Linked DNA regions of Homo sapiens: region 2 is linked to region 1. A link is a loop called in an ENCODE intact Hi-C map of the cell type or tissue named here. Cell type or tissue: endothelial cell of umbilical vein. All regions are shown on one strand. Each heading gives the region's core, and the rest is flanking DNA. Links, peaks and the distances in the headings are about the cores only.

What was found. Hi-C counts contacts between places; a loop is a spot of excess contacts. Peaks named below come from ENCODE experiments on the same cell type or tissue, not always from the same donor. Only the 100,000 strongest peaks of a DNase experiment are listed, where the experiment ranks them.
Region 2: a loop joins it to region 1, with 2.7 times the contacts of the local background. A loop is called at or near these places in 1 of 110 quality-filtered maps.

What each region holds. Positions count from the first base shown.
Region 1 is chr3:170,741,050-170,749,648 of GRCh38, reverse strand. All of the region lies in intron 5 of SLC7A14-AS1 (SLC7A14 antisense RNA 1), which reads right to left. Among named protein-coding and RNA genes, the nearest start is that of RPL22L1, 120 kb to the left of the region's middle. In endothelial cell of umbilical vein, for the core only: no CTCF peak of the experiment used is centred there; a DNase peak (open chromatin) is centred at 4,208; H3K27ac peaks cover 3,652 bases.
Region 2 is chr3:170,518,714-170,525,902 of GRCh38, reverse strand. The region is part of intron 2 of SLC7A14 (solute carrier family 7 member 14); the gene reads left to right. The region is part of intron 2 of SLC7A14-AS1 (SLC7A14 antisense RNA 1); the gene reads right to left. Among named protein-coding and RNA genes, the nearest start is that of SLC7A14-AS1, 55 kb to the right of the region's middle. In endothelial cell of umbilical vein, for the core only: no CTCF peak of the experiment used is centred there; DNase peaks (open chromatin) are centred at 1,672 and 2,452; H3K27ac peaks cover 798 bases.

The DNA of each region.
Region 1 (8,599 bases), core at 1,883-5,882:
TTTAAAGTGTAGACTTAAAACAAACAGGGCTTGTCACATCATTGGATATTAGATGGGGTAGAAAGAGAAGTTCAACATGACCCTCGCATCTTGTGTGTTTAAAGAGATGATGGGGCCATTGCTCCATCAGTAAGAGCATGTTGGGGAATAGGGGGAGTTGATGAGCCTGGAATATTTTGAGTATCACTGTGACTAGATTATAGGTATCTTCATTCAGTGGTTTGCCCAAGGGAAAGGATTGTGTGATGTTCATGTGAGTAGTCCCAGCACCCAGCACAAAGCCTGATACTGAGAAATTTCTCAATAGATATCAAAGAACTGAACTGTTGACTTGAATGGCCCAGCACACAGATATGCCAGTCTGGTGCTAGGGAGAGGAGTGGATCTGCTGAGAGGTGAATGTTGAGGAGAAAGAGCATAGAGCAAAGAGGCAGAGGACAGCACCTTATACTGAGGTAGCCACACGGAATATGGGGAAAGGAAGAAAAACCCATGAAGGAAACTGAGATGGAACTTTAGAAAGGAGAAAAGAACTGAGAAAAATGCAGGGTCCCTGAAACATTGAGAAGAAAAAACTTCAAGAACAGGAGTTAGAGAATACTTTTTAAACAGGAGACTAAAACCACTAGCTGTTAAGGAAAATATGGAACAATTTAATTAATGTTAACATTTTCTGTCCTTCAAAAGTAACCATTAAGATAGTGAAAAGGCAAGCCACAGATTGGAGAAGATATTGACAACACAGGTAACTGACACTGAACATAATGGAGACTATATGAACAACTACTACAAATAAATAAGAAAATGAAAGGCAGTACAAAGGATAAACAGGCAAGAGACTTGAAAAGGTACTTTATAAATAAAGAATATCCAAATGTCCAAAATGTGTGAAAGGATATCAACTAACAATCATTGGAAAGCAAATTTAAAATATTATACAACTACCTTTATGGCCAAAATTAATAAGACTGATTATGCCAAGTTTTGGTGAGGATTTAGAACTATAGAAACTGATATACTGCTGGTGGGAGTGTAAATGAAGACAAACACAACACTCTGGAGAACTGTGTGGCACTGTTTACTAAAGTACTGGATAATGCAATCTATTCCTCAGTAATTCCACTCTTAGGCATATCTCCAGAAGAAATGTGTGCCCACACATCAAAAGACATACACAAGAATGTTTAGAGCAACACTATTCATCCTACCTCCATCTGGAAACAACGCAAATGGCCATCAACAGTAGGATGGATAAATAAATTGTGGTATATTGTGTGAAACACTATAAGAGCAATAAAAATAACTAAACTGCATCTAAATGCAGGAAAACAAATAAATCTCACAAATATAATGTTGGCTGAAAGAAGCCAGATCCAAAATATTATTATAACCAAACAGAATATACTGTTTGGGGCCAGGCACAGTGGCTCATACCTGTAATCCCAGCACTTTGGGAGGCCGAGGCAGGTGGATCACCTGAGCTCAGGAGTTCGAGACCCTCCTGGCCAACAAGGCGAAACCGTGTCTCTACTAAAAATACAAAAAATTAGCCAGGCATGGTGGCGGGCACCTGTAATCCCAGCTACTTGGGAGGCCAAGGCAGGAGAATCACTTGAACTCGGGAGGTGGAGGTTGCTGTGAGCCGAGATCATGCCACTGCACTCCAGCCTGGGTGACAGAGTGAGATTCTGTCTCAAGAAAAAAAAGAATATACTGTTTGGTTCCAATTGATAGACAAAACTAAGTATTTAGGGGTGCACACTAGTGGCAAAAGAGTAAGAAAAGGCAAGCAAGTAAGTGATGTAGAAACAAGGGTAGTGGTTGCCTTGAGGAGGGCAGGATGGGAACTGGAAGGGTCGCAGCTGGGAGACTGGCATTGTTTAATTTCTTGTCCTGGGAAGTGATTACATGGATAACAATCCATCAAGCTGTGTATTCATGTAGCTTGCACATTTGTATACATATTTTATTTTAGAGGAAAAAAAATTTTTAAAGAACAGGATGGTAAAAAAAATTACAGCTATTTCAGTGTGGGGTTTACGTGGATAATAGCAGAGGACAGACTCTTGGCTTTATGGGTTACTTTTAATTTTCCAAAGAAGAGTTTCAGTAAGACAGGACAGAAGCTACATTTTAAGGGGTTAGGGAAGAAATTGGTTTTAAGGAAATGGAGGTCAATAGTAAAGACATGCAAAGGTTTTTTTGACAAAATGAAGGAGAAAGAAGAGGAGGCAACTTGATTGGGTAGAAAGTTTCCACTTTATTTTTAAGGCTATAAGTGTCTTCAATATAAAGACAATCTGGAGAGGTGAAAAATTCAAATGATAGCAAAGATAATTGATGGATAAGGTAAATGACATGTGGCAGTATTGGCTGTCATTGAGGGGTTACTTCCTAAGTGGTAAACATAAAGGAAGAGCTCTCAAGGATGGAAAAAAGGGGGGTCAAAGAGGAAAACTGGGGTTCAGAGGTCCCCCTTCTGCTCAGTGACACAGAAGGTAAGAGGTGCTAAAGCAGCCTTGAGGACCTGAGAAAGGTATACATGCCCTACGTAGACCCCAGGGTCTGTAGGTGGCATCTCAGGTCTAGCTGAAGTTGGTAGGAAGAACTTGGGTGGATTTGATCAGCAAGGCTTTTGAGGTTCTCTAGCAAGTACAACAGATTGGAAAGAATAATGATGAACTGGACAGTGTCATTTATCATGGTCCATACATTGATGGTAAGGGCAGGCACTGCTGTAGCTATATTTGCAGGGAAAGTTCAGAAAGCTGAAGAGATCAGAAAAATGATATTCCCTTGTTCTTCTCAACAAAATAACAGAGAAGATTATTTGCTGAGGGTGGAGGGATTGAGAGCTTTAAAGAAACTGATAAAGTTTGAAAGAGTCATTGAAGGCAATGAAAGAAGAGCTGATCAAAGTCAAGTTCAAGAATTGACTGACAAGGCAACACGGAGAGCCAGGCTGAGGTTTGGAGCCATGAGTCTGCTGTTGCATGAATCTGCAGGCTGTGTTCCCAAAACACCAAAGGTTCAGTCTAGGTCCTGCTGCTCACCTCACAGAAAGCCAATCACTGAGACAAGAGTATTTCCAGAGAAGAAGGCTTTAATTAGGTACTGCAGCTGGGAAGATGGGACGTCAGTCTCAAATCCATCTCCCTGACCAACTAAAACCAGGAACTTATATAGCAGGGAAGAAATGTAACATGCAGGAAAACAGGAATTAGGGAGGGGTAGGGAAGAGGAGTTGGTCAACAGAAAGCAAGTGGTCAGATAGGCAATCATGATGGGTGAGGGGTCTGGAATGTTGTCCAGATGGAGTGAACTGGTACGTTCCAGTTCCTTGATGCTATCTGGGAGGACTGATGTTTGGTTTCCTGGGAAAGAACTCAGATAAGACAAATTTATCTTCCTTAAGTTTTAAGACTGGAAGAGTCAATTTTTATGTTTATTCAAAAGAAACCATAGTATCAGTTCTATGGGTCAAGTGAAATCAGTTGAATGGGACAATTGGACTTGTTTCAGTTGTAGGATTTTCTCCTCAGCTTCTTGGAGAAGGAAAAATAAAACTGCAGTACTAATCCCATACCATGTTTTGCTAGATGAATATAGCAAGGGACAGGGTGAAGAAGTGGTGGCAAGAAATTAGAAGATACTGGCAGAAATTGGTTTAGGATCTCACCATGTGGCCCAGAATTTGAAAGAAAAGATAAAAGAGGAATTTCTGGATAAAATGAACCTCGATAGTCAAAGAACAAAGGCAAAAGAAATAGAGTCATGAGAACACTGGAAATTTTGAATATTGCAATCTGGGAGGATATTAAGATAACTGTTCCAACTAGTGACAGTTTCTAGGGTGTAAATGGATGGCTGAAGTAGAAACAAGGTCATTAAAAGAAGTGGTCTAGGAACTGAAAGGCTAGGTGATCAGATAAGCCTAATGGATGAATGTTCATAGGATGATAAATAGGTTTCAGATTTTATGCCAACTCAGCCTGAACATTCTGGCTGCCTCAGTGCAGTATTGAGAGGGATTCTGAGGCCATTTTAAGGGCCAGACAAAAAGAGTGCAGGAGTTGGCATGTAGAAGAAAACAGAGTAAGGTATGACTCAGGAATTCAAAGAATGAGAGGTAGTGACTAGTTCAAGAAGAATTGCAGGCATGCAATAAATATTAATCACCAAGTTGATATTCTTTTCTTTCCAGTCAGGCTATATTTCTTCTCTTATCTCTCTTCAACTAGTTACCACCATGAACCCAAATCCCCATTCATTTTAAAGATGGCTTAAAATCTTCCTTTGCCAGCACTTTTTGAGTTTTGTCCAATCAGAGGTCACTCAGTGGAAAACTGTACAGCAACATCCATACACACTTAAGGAATTCCAAGCCATTCACATTGAACCCACATGGTCTCTTAGGAGTGCTCCCAGGGTTGTGTAGAAGAAAAAGAAAGCAAATTGGACCCTTTACAGAAAACACATTTTTATTATCTGTGAAACTCAACTGGCCATTTAGAGTATGATTGTTCTGTACTTGGAACAGTGGAAAGATGGGCCAAGTTATAACACATTAAGCATGCATATTATTTCAATTAATACTCATGATGGCCCTGTTGATGAGATATTATCACTACCATTTATTTAACAAAGTATTTAAAATACTTTGTTATTTTAAATTAAAATTACATCTTTCATGTAACAAAATACAGATGCATGGATAGCATAAATTAAAAGTCTTTTTCTCAACACATCTTACACCCTTGTCCATTTTGTTGACAGAGACAGTCCCTTTGAGATTAAAACACTTGTCAAAAGTCACATAGGGAGTGGAAGAGGTAGCAATGAAAGCCATGTTTGTCTAACTAAAGACACTTTAATCTTTGTTTTATTACTTAAACACCATTGCCTAGTACTAGTCTTTTCAGGAAGGATATTACAATGAGCAGAAAAGATAATAAGCGGCGATCATGAAGACTACTTATTATTAACTAAACAGAAAGATGAGGCAATGTCAAGTGATATGGTTTGGCTCTGTGTCCCCACCCAAATCTCATCCTGAACTGTAATAATCCCCATGTGTCAAGGGTGGCACCAGGTGGAGATAATTGAATCATGGGGGTGATTCCCCCATGCTGTTCTCATGATAGTGAGTGAGTCCTCACAAGATCTGATGGTTTTATAAGGGGCTTGCCCCTTCACTCAGCACTCATTCTGTCTCCTGTGGCCCTGTGAAGAGGTGCCTTCTGCCATGATTGTAAGTTTCCTGAGCCTCCCCAGCCATGTAGAACTGTGACTCAATTAAACCTCTTTTCTTTATAAATTACCCAGTCTCAGGTATTTCTTTATAGCCACGTGAGAACAGACTAATACATCAAGGAAAATGGAAACTGACACAAATGTAAAAATTCTATTGAGACAGACTGACCTAAGCTGGTTCTGTCTATGGTTCTGGACTTGCTTATAAAAGCAAGTGACAACAGCAAAAATATGGAATCAATGTAAGCGCCCAACAATGGATGAATGGATAAAGAAAATGTGGTATACATACAGAATAGAATATTATTCAACCATACAAAAAGAATGAAATCCTGTCATTTGTGACAACCTGGATGAATCTGGAAGACATTTTATTAAGTGAAATAAGCCAGATGCAAAAAGACAAATACTATATGATATCACTCATATGTAGAATCTAAAAAAAATTGAAAGGCTAGGCATGGTGGCTCACGCCTGTAATCCCAACACTTTGGGAGGCCTAGGAGGGAGGATCACTTGAGATCAAGAGTTCAAGACCAGCCTGGCCAACATGAGGAAACCCCCATATCTACTAAAAATACAAAAATTAACTGGGCATGGTGATGTGCACCTGTAATCCCAGCTACTCGGGAGGCTGAGGCACAAGATTCACTTGAACCTGGGAGGAAGAGGTTGCAGTAAGCCAAGATCATGCCACTGCACTCTAGCCTGGGTGACAGAGTGAGACTCCGTCTCAAAAAAATAGATATCATAGAAGCAGAGAGTAGACGGGAGGTTGAGGCAGGAGGATCACTTGAGCCCAGGAGTTTGAGGCTGCAGTGAGCTATGATTATGCTGCTGCACTCCAGCCAGGGCAACAGAGTGAGACCTTACCTCTAAAGAAAAAAAAAAAAAGAAAGAAACAGAGAGTAAACAGTGGTTACCAGAGACTAGAGAGGGGAGTGGGGAAGAATGGAGAGAGAGTGGTCCACGGTACAAAGTTATAATTAGATAGGAGGAATAAGTACCGCTGTTCTATTGCACAGGAGGGTGACTGTTACAAAATAGCTAGGAGAGAAGCTTTTGAATATTCTCACCACAGAGAAATGATGAATGCATGAGGTGATGGATATACTAACTACTCTGATTTTATTGTTATACAACATATATATGTATTGAAACCCTAAATTGCACACCATAACTATGTACAATTACAATGTGTCAAATTTTTTTAAAAAGGCAATTGAACATATAGTTGACTTTCACTTCAGCCAAAGATGGAGTAATAGGGACAGGACTTACTTTCCTCCTGAAAAAAATCTGGAGAAAATATATGAAACAACCAAGACCATGGACATCAGCAATGCAGGACAGTAATTCCTATGGACAGTTGCCCTAGGTTACCGCCTGGAGAGAATGTCCAAGCTGTGCCACAGGGAAGTGGAAAGCAGAAGGGCCCAGTGTTCTCTCTGAGTGGAGGAGATGAAGCAGGGAGTCTGGGAAGGTGGAGTCAGCTGGAGTTCTTGGGGCAGAGTTGCAGAGAGGAAAAATCTGCATGCTAAGGGAACTCCAGAGGTCTGTGGAAGGTTCCCTTTGGGTCTTTAGCTCCATACTGATTGGCACATGTAAGATAAGAAACTATCTGAGGTCGGTATACAAACCAACCAACAGGATTAGAGGGAACATAGCTGAGGCTCACACAGAACCAGGAATAATTTCTGATCTACCAGCCACAGTACAAAACCTCTTAATTCACTGGGCATCAGATGGTGTATTGAAAAGGTCTTTGCCTCAAAAGAGGAGCAAAATTAGGTCTAGAATAAATGATGCTCTGGTCTCACCTAAAGAAAAACCTTAAAATCAAGACCCAGAAAGATCAAAGTGTGTCTAGATAACTTAATTGTTAGGACAAATCTCATGCATGTTTATAGGAATATACAAATATTCAGCACTCAACAAAGTAAAGCTGCCAATGTCTAGCATCCATTCAAAAATTATCCAGCATGCCTCTTCCTCAATCCATGTTTTCAGTTCTGATCCATCTGTTCCATATTATTTCCAGCTGTACCTTAGGTAGCAAATGTTAAATGTGTCTTTCCTCTCTGCCACTTTCTCTGAATTCTTAGCAGCTTTCACTAGGATTTTGAAACTGCATTCCTGTACCCAAAGACCTCTAGGCCTCACTTGGTTTCTCTCCACTCTCCTGCTAACATAGCCTGAAGCCACCTTTTAGAGAGGATACAAACAAAAACAAAAACCCAAAAACAAACCAAAAAAGGAATGTTGTAGGCCCCAGCAATTTCTTGGTGTAATTCATTTACTAAGAACTGCTCCTTTGGGGACGAATAATCCAGCTTGTCTGACAATTTCTATGTATTATATGCCACTCAGTACAAAGTGTAGTAGTTTAATGACAGGAAGATTTGTGTTGTGAGTAATCTGAGCAAATGTTCCTCAAAGCCACAAGAAGCTTAGGGTTTAAAGGCAAGAAATTTGGGAACGTTTTAAATGTGACTCATCCAGGTAAATAGGACCACAAATATAAAATTCAAAACACATGCTCTAAAAATATCCACATCTTCACATGAAGCATGCTCTCCTTATGTAATAAGGCATGTCTTTTAGATATTTTTCAGAAAGAATCTGATTTCATTCTTGAGAAAAGCTATTAAATTCTAAGATCTGTGCTTTGTGTGATCTCAGTCTCCTGACTAAAGCCTCAGGCAATAATAATATATCAAAAACAAAATCGGCATTGAAAAGATTTTAAAATAGAGGGAACTGCAATAATCTCTTCCTTCCTGGAGGCAGGTCTCTCAGGCTAGGGATGGAGTCACAGGATTCACCTAGAAACGCTTGGTATCCTTGGGATGTCCTCTTAGGTAAGAAAACAAACAAACATCCAAGTATTTGTCAGATTCCTACCACGTGCCAGATTCTGTGTTGTGTGCCAAAGGCTTGGAATAAAATGAAGCCACGCCCCAGCCTCGCAGTTAGTGATGCTCTTATTCAAGTGGTTTTGGTTTGGCTGCCTCTGACACTTTATTCCATGTTGCCTAATAGTTTTAAAAGCCCCTATTTTATAGTCAGTGCATCTTTCTGTGGGTCCCCAGAGAAGGGAAGACTGTGAGGTAAGGGAAATACAGTTTCTTCCCTCCTCCCTCTCTCTCCTCCTCCTTTCATGCCCTTCTGGGCTCTCTGACAAGGGCTGTTGTGGGCGGGGGAGCTCGCAGCGTTTGAGGCTTTAGTTTTAAATTCTGTTCAGGTTTTCCTCTAAGTACTGCTCTTCACTGTGTCTGCTCATAACTGAGTCTCCCCACTTTCCTGGCTCTGCTTATTCTTAGAGCTCAAAGGCCCCTAGGATCAC
Region 2 (7,189 bases), core at 591-4,590, 220 kb after region 1:
GCCAGGGTTTCACCATGTTGGCCAGGCTGCTGTCGTACTCCTGACCCCGCACTTTGGGAGGCTGAGGTGATCCGCCCGCCTCGGCCGCGGCAAGTGCTGAGATAACAGGCGTGAACCTCCGCTCCCGGCCTATTTTTTCAATACAGAGAATTATTCTGGTTCTCATACACCTCCCAGCTTCTCATTCCCTGTCACGTTCTAATGGCTCTGTTTTTATTTTAACTCTCCTTTACACCGGAAGATAGGTCAATCCTCTTGAGGGACAGTGGAAGGATACAGCTAAGATATAAATAATAAAGATAGGCAGAGCAGCAAAATGACAAGTCAGTAAATCTGATATGATTGGGATTTGATAAACCTCAAACTGGCATCGAGCCCCCAAGGAGAAGGAAGCCAGGCCAGGAGATTTAAAGCCCTTGTGAGAATCACAATGCGCCATCTGCCACAAACACCTCCACAGATTTATAGTCCACAGAGACAGGTCCACTAGCAGCTCCTTGTCTCCCCTTGAGAAAGAATCATAAAACTCATTTTTAAAAATAAGGTGCAAGGACTCACATGCCGATACTTTGTAAAAATGGCTCTCCTATTGCCTTTTCCTCTTCCTTCCTTTTCTCTTGAGTAGCAATCTACGGTATCTTCCCAGAATTGCTGGAGTAGGCCAATGGACAACTTGAGAAAGGAAAACCTCCGGCTTTTTGCAAAAGCATGAGGCTTTTCTGGGTTTTAGGGTGGCAGATCATGTGGGCCAACCCATGTACTGACAGCAAATGTCTTGGTCTCTTCGAATATTTCAGGAGAAGTGGGAATTCTAACTTATATTGGGAATTCTGTGTACCAATGCGTGCTATCATAAGAAAAGCATTACATTAATATCATACGTGTAGAATAAATAGTGCTCACATAGGACACAAAGACAGACTACAAGCATGCAACCAGAAAGTGTGCTGGTTTGTATTTAACGTCTCTTTAATTTGATAAGGAAAATAAGCTGAGTTTATTAACCTCCTGTCATGTCTTCTCTTTCCTGTTGGTTTTACCATTTATCCCCTTCTCCTGAAGTTATCCTCTCATAAGCACTAATACACTAATAGTTGAGGTTTCTTCAGAATTGAGGAGTTTTCTCTCCTATTGATGAAAATAAATTACTCACATGGATGAATTTTGGGAATACTTGCAATTCTATTAATGTGATAGCAATTACCTCCAAACTTTTTTGACAGAGAAATTGACTCACCATGAGTTTCTAGATCTAAACATGTTATCATGTGGAACAAAATGTGGATAGTAGGACAAAAGGCAGCCATATACCCAAAGGGTTCCACAGAAGGCACAGGGCCAGTGCATCAGATTAATGAAGACTACACAGTTTTCAATAGATCTCATCCATTTTGACCCAGTCTCCCAGACCACAGTGATTTTTGTGAATGAATTACCTGTGTCTTATTCTTCACAGGATACATTACATCTGGAAACCAGAGCCTGCCACCTACCCCCATCACAGTGCTCATGAGCAGTATATAATCTAGACTTTTCCACTGCTCACATGGAGAGCCTGAAATTGGTCCAGACTGTGTTATGCTGGAGCCAGCTCACACCAGCTGCCAAGAGTACTAATGGTGCATACCTCTTTCCAGCTTTACATTCAATGATGTCATGCTGTTAACTTGGCATCAGCTATGGAGGGCCTATGTGTTTGTTGTTGTTACCATTGTTCAGAGAATTAGTTGTTAAACCTTTACCAGCACATCACTAGGCCACCTCCACTAAAGACCCTGGTCCTGCCCAGTAATTGAGGCCTTCACCACAGCACCAAGCACAAGAAGAAAAAACCCTACCTCTCCCCAAAACAGGATTCCTCCTCTCCACATAACACTTCTCTATACTGTATGACTGACTTATCTAGCCACTGAGGCCATTTGGAATCCTCCCAGAGCCCCTAGTCAGGCCAGGACCAAAATATCATAACTTATGCCAATGTTAGCATATTTATAGCAGGTTTCTTCAAGCAGGCCTCTCACTCTTATGATTGTTGGTCACTAAACTAAAGGAAGTGCTGCTCCAGTGTCTTTTTTCCACTTTCACATCATCATCCCCATATTGTTTCACCTTTGGCAAAACTTCCCACTGCTTCTCCATACAACAATAATCAAACTCTCCTATATCTTCATCCTTTTAAATACACGGTCCTTTTCTCCTTCTGGTCTTAATTAAAACCTGGCTCACCTGAGGGTGAGTCCAGTCTCCACAACTGCACATTTATCTCCAGCAATAATTGCTGCTTAGTTGCAAGAATGAAGTAAAGAGAAAGTTGAGATTAACTTAGATTTAACTTTTTCCAAGCAGAGGGAGAAAAAAGTAATGGGGTTAAGAGTGTTTTCAAAGGAAGACTAAACTGTGCTGAATCACATAATCTAGGCTGAATAAGAAGGGAAGTGAAACACAAGAGTGACGATGACTCATGAAAAGTGGTGGAATCGGTAGAAATTGGAATTGTCAATCAGGTCAAGATATCATTGCAATAAAAATACTGGGAAAGTTAGACAGAAAGCTAGGAAGTGATGGAAATGATAAAGAGTGGGATGTTTGAAATAAAGATTTCAGAAGTAGTATAGCAATCAATAACATTCAGTTTAGACTTGAAACCTGGTTCAGCCACTGACTAGCTGTGAGACCTTGAGTAAGTTCCATAATTTCTCTGAACATCGGTTTCTCCACTTTAAAAATAATAATACCTACTTCAAAGGATTGTTGTCAAGACTAAAGGAGATGCATATTAATTGCCTGGTACATTGCCGAGCACATAGCACTAAATAAGTGGTTTTTATTATTTTGTGCCAAACCCTAAATTAGGTGCTTTCCAGAGAGTGTGGCCCTTAAAACTCTTTATCTCTTTAAAGTAGGTTTTATTATCTCCAATTTCACATACGTGGAAAATGTGTAAACCGAAGTTTAAATGACAGAACCCACATTCAAATCTGTTGATAGATAGGTTGAGAGATAATGTCAACAACTCTCAACCCTGGCTATGGGTTTAAATCACTTGGGAATTTTTTTTCTGTAATAATGAAAAATGGATGTTGGAGTTCAGTTTTATTGAGTTATAATTACATATCATAAAATGCATCCTTTTTTATATACACTTCTATGAGCTTTAGTAAACACATATAATCGTGTAAGCTTCACCACAATCAAGATGCAGAAGAGCTCCATCACCTCCAAAATAATTTCTCCAGGCTGCCTCTTTGTAGTTAATCCCTCCTCCCACTCCCAGCCCCTGGCAACCACTAATTTGTTTTCAGTCCCTATCGGTTTGCCCTTTCCAGAACATTATGTAAATAGAATCATTCAGTATATAACCTTTTAAGTTTGCTTTCTTTTGCTTAGCAAGATGCATTTGAAATTCATTCATGTTGTTGTGTGTATCAGAAGGTTGTTCCATTTTCTTGCTGAGTAGTATCCCATTGTATGGCTCTACTACCATTTGTTTATCCTTTTACCAGTTGGAGGACAACTGGGTTGTTTCCAGTCTTTGGCCGATGTAAATAAACTCACTGCAAGTATTTACATGTAGGTTTTTATATAAACACAAGTTGTGGTTTCTCAAGTAAGTACTTAGGAGTGAAGTTGTTAGTTTATATGGTAAGTGAATGCTCAACTTTATAATAAATAGCCAAGCTTTTTTCCAAAGTAGCTGTATTATATTTGACTTGCACAGGAATATGTGAAAGTTCCAGTTCTTTGCCAGCACTCAGAATTGTTAGGTGTGGTTTTTCATGGTTGTTTTGTTTTTTGTTTGTTTGTTTGTTTTGCCATTTTAAAAGGTATATAGCAATGTTTCAATGTGGTTTTAATTTGCATTATGCTAATTACTAATGATGTTGGACATCTTTCTATGAGTTTATTTGTCATCCATGTGCTCTCCTTGGTAAAGTGTCTATTTAAATCTTTTGCCCACCCCCCACCTTTTTCTTTTTTTTTTGAGATGGAGTCTTGCTCTGTCTCCCAGGCTGGTGTGCAATGGCACGATCTCGGCTCACCACAACCTCCACCTCCCAGGTTCAAGCGACTCTTCTGCCTCAGCCTCCCGAGTAGCTGGGACTACAGGTGCATGACATCACACATGGCTAATTTTTGTATTTGTAGTTGAGACAGGGTTTTACCACATTGGCCAGGCTGGTCTCGAACTCCTGACCTCGTGATCTGCCTGCCTTGGCCTCCCAAAGTGCTGGGCTTACAGGCATGAGCCCACGCCTAGCCCTTTTGCCCATTTTGTAATTAGGTTCTTTATTTTCTTATTAATCACTTTTAAGCATTCCTTATATATTCTAGAGACAAGTCCTATATTAGGTATGTATTTTTGCAAATACTTTCTCCAGTTTGTGGCGTGTCTTTCAATTTCTGTTTATCTCTTTTTAAAAATACTGATGCCCAGGCACCACCTCCAGAGTTTCTAATTCAATTGGTCCAGGGATTGGAATTTTTAAAGTTCCCCAGGGAATTCTAATTCTAATTACTTTTGCACCAACATAATGGAAACTATTTGGACAGCACAATCTTAAGAGAGTTTTTGGCCTTGCCGCACCATTCCCCATGCTATGCAAACCAGCTTATAACATGAAACAAATCTGACTCACAGAGCAATCTATTTTCTTTACAATTTGTCAAGCTGGGAAGTTATAGCAACTTGCCAAGCTCCTCCCACTAGTCCTGCCCCAACGTTATAATTGCCCACTGCCCTGTCACAGGTGGAAGAAAACTTATCAGAGGAAGCAGCTTGTGCTTTGTCCAAAAGGTCTTATCTACTCTTCAATAGCTCAGTAGGCCACAACCAGACCCCATAGCCATGCCAAACCTAAAAGCCCTTTTGTATATTGCAGATTGTATAAACTAGATAGAGGAAATAGGTTTCTTTTCATCATGGTTCCCACCTACAGCCTTTTGGAGAGACTGAAGGGTGGAGGCAGGATGGTTTACAGAGGTTCTCTAATGTAGTTGGCTATGGATGAAACAAAGCAAAGCCATCGTGCCAGTGACATCCAGCCATTCAAAGCCCCAAGAGGCTCTTATTTGAGTAGTGGAAGAGAGGCAGATTAAACTTTTTTTCTAAATTTATATCCAGTCCTCTTTTAACATTATTAAAATTGTTCCTCAAACAGAATATAGGTCTGAATCACTCCTAAGTTCATACACTGTCTATAATAACCCTTCAAGCCCATTTCCCAAATGTTTTTGGTAAGGATTCAACAACAGTATGCATACACAGCATCAGTCCTTTCCCTGGTACACAATACTTACAATTTTTGTCATCTACTCATAAGAAATGTTTGGCAAAAATCTAATAAGATAAGGTTCAGTAAAAATGTATTGGGCTCCTACCATGTATCAGTCCTGAGACAGTACCAAAAATAGGCAAGAAATTGCCTCTTCTCTATTTCCAAAGGACCCATTGCTATTGGGTCCCATTGCTCATTGATGGAGATGAATGCTAAATCTGATAAGTGACTATGGCAATAATAGTCATAACAATGTAATGGTCATAGTGGCAACTACCACTTATTGAGTACCTACTTTGTACCAAAAGAGTTCTAAGTGCATAACCCATTATTTTACTTAATCTTCACAAAAACCATATGTGACAAGTGGTGTTACACTTACTGCATATTACAGATGAGAAAACAGAGGATTCTGAAAGGTTTGGCTCCTTTGCTTAAGGCTCCTGCTTAAGAGGTGACAGCGTAAGGAATGGAGTGAAAGCAGTCTGACTCCAGAGCTCACTTTTTAATCATTCTGCTACTCTGCTACTGTATTAACAGATTATATTACATTCAATTGCAGACAACAAAACACCAAAATAAGGGAGAATTTCATTTCTGTCCTGTGTACAAGAAACCTGGAGAGAGGCTGCTCTTGTGGCCTCTCAGACATGGGGACAGAGGCCCCTTTATTTTTCTGCTGTGCCAGTCAGACATTTGGCTTCCATTGCAAGATGACTCAAGACCAAAGACGGCTGCTGTAGCTCCAGTCAGTATGTCTGAGTTCCAGAAGGCAGAAAGAAAAATGGAAAGTTGGGGCAGGTGATTCCTTACCTTTCGGTCCTCTTTTTTTGTTTGTTTGTTTCATTTTTGAGATAGAGTCTTGCTCCGCTGCCCAGGCTGGAGTGCAGTGGCACGATCTTGGCTCACTGCAACCTACACCTCCCCAGTTCAAGCGATTCTCCTGCCTCAGCCTCATGAGTAGCTGGGATTACAGGCACCCACCACTATGCCTGGCTAATTTTTGTATTTTTAGTAGAGACGGGGTTTCATCATGTTGGCCAGGCTGGTCTGAAACTCCTGACTTAGGTGATCTGCCCGCCTTGACCTCCCTAAGTGTTGGGATTACAGGCGTGAGCCACTGCGCCTGGCCCCTTTCTGTCCTCTTTTCAAGAATCTTTCTTATAAGTCCTTCCCCATTTCTCCCACTGACATTGGCCTAAACTTGGACATCTGGCCACAGCCATTGAGGCTGAGAAGTATAGTCCTCTAAATGGGTATATTGCCAACTCCAGAATTACAGAATTCTGTTGATAGGAAGGAAAGGAAAAGCTGGCTGTCACTGCCACATCTATAAGGCATGCAAAACCCTGAAGCCTTCCAGTTTGCTGAGGTCAATTTTTTCTGCAATATTTAAATAAAATTGGTTCTGATTCCCAATTTACGATGGGAAGATCTAAGGTCCCCCTCAGTAAATCTAGGGAGTTGTGAAGCTGACCTTCCACTTCACTATTCTGGCTCTAAGTCTCTGCTTCTACAGAGTCTCTGTTTCCACTTTGCATTTTACCTCCTACCTGCTGTCCCCTTTCTTTATCATCATTATCAAACTCATCTCAAAAAAGCGTCAGTAATGCAAGATTGTGTGTGCCATAGACTTTTATGGAAAGTTTGGACCAGAGATGGGAGATATAGTACAGTCAATCCCAGCAAACAGCAAGCTCACACTTGAATATAGGACACTCCAATTCTCTCTGCCTTTAGGGAACATCCACCAACCCTCTCTTCTTCTTGGCACCAGCTTTTAGCCCCATGGATGGGCAGCCTTTCTCCCATAACCTCACCGTCTGCTCTGCTCATTTTTAAGCTCTAAAACTCTGTCCATATCCTACCAAGCAGTTATTTCTTCATCACCCTCCAAGTTCATCCTGGTCATT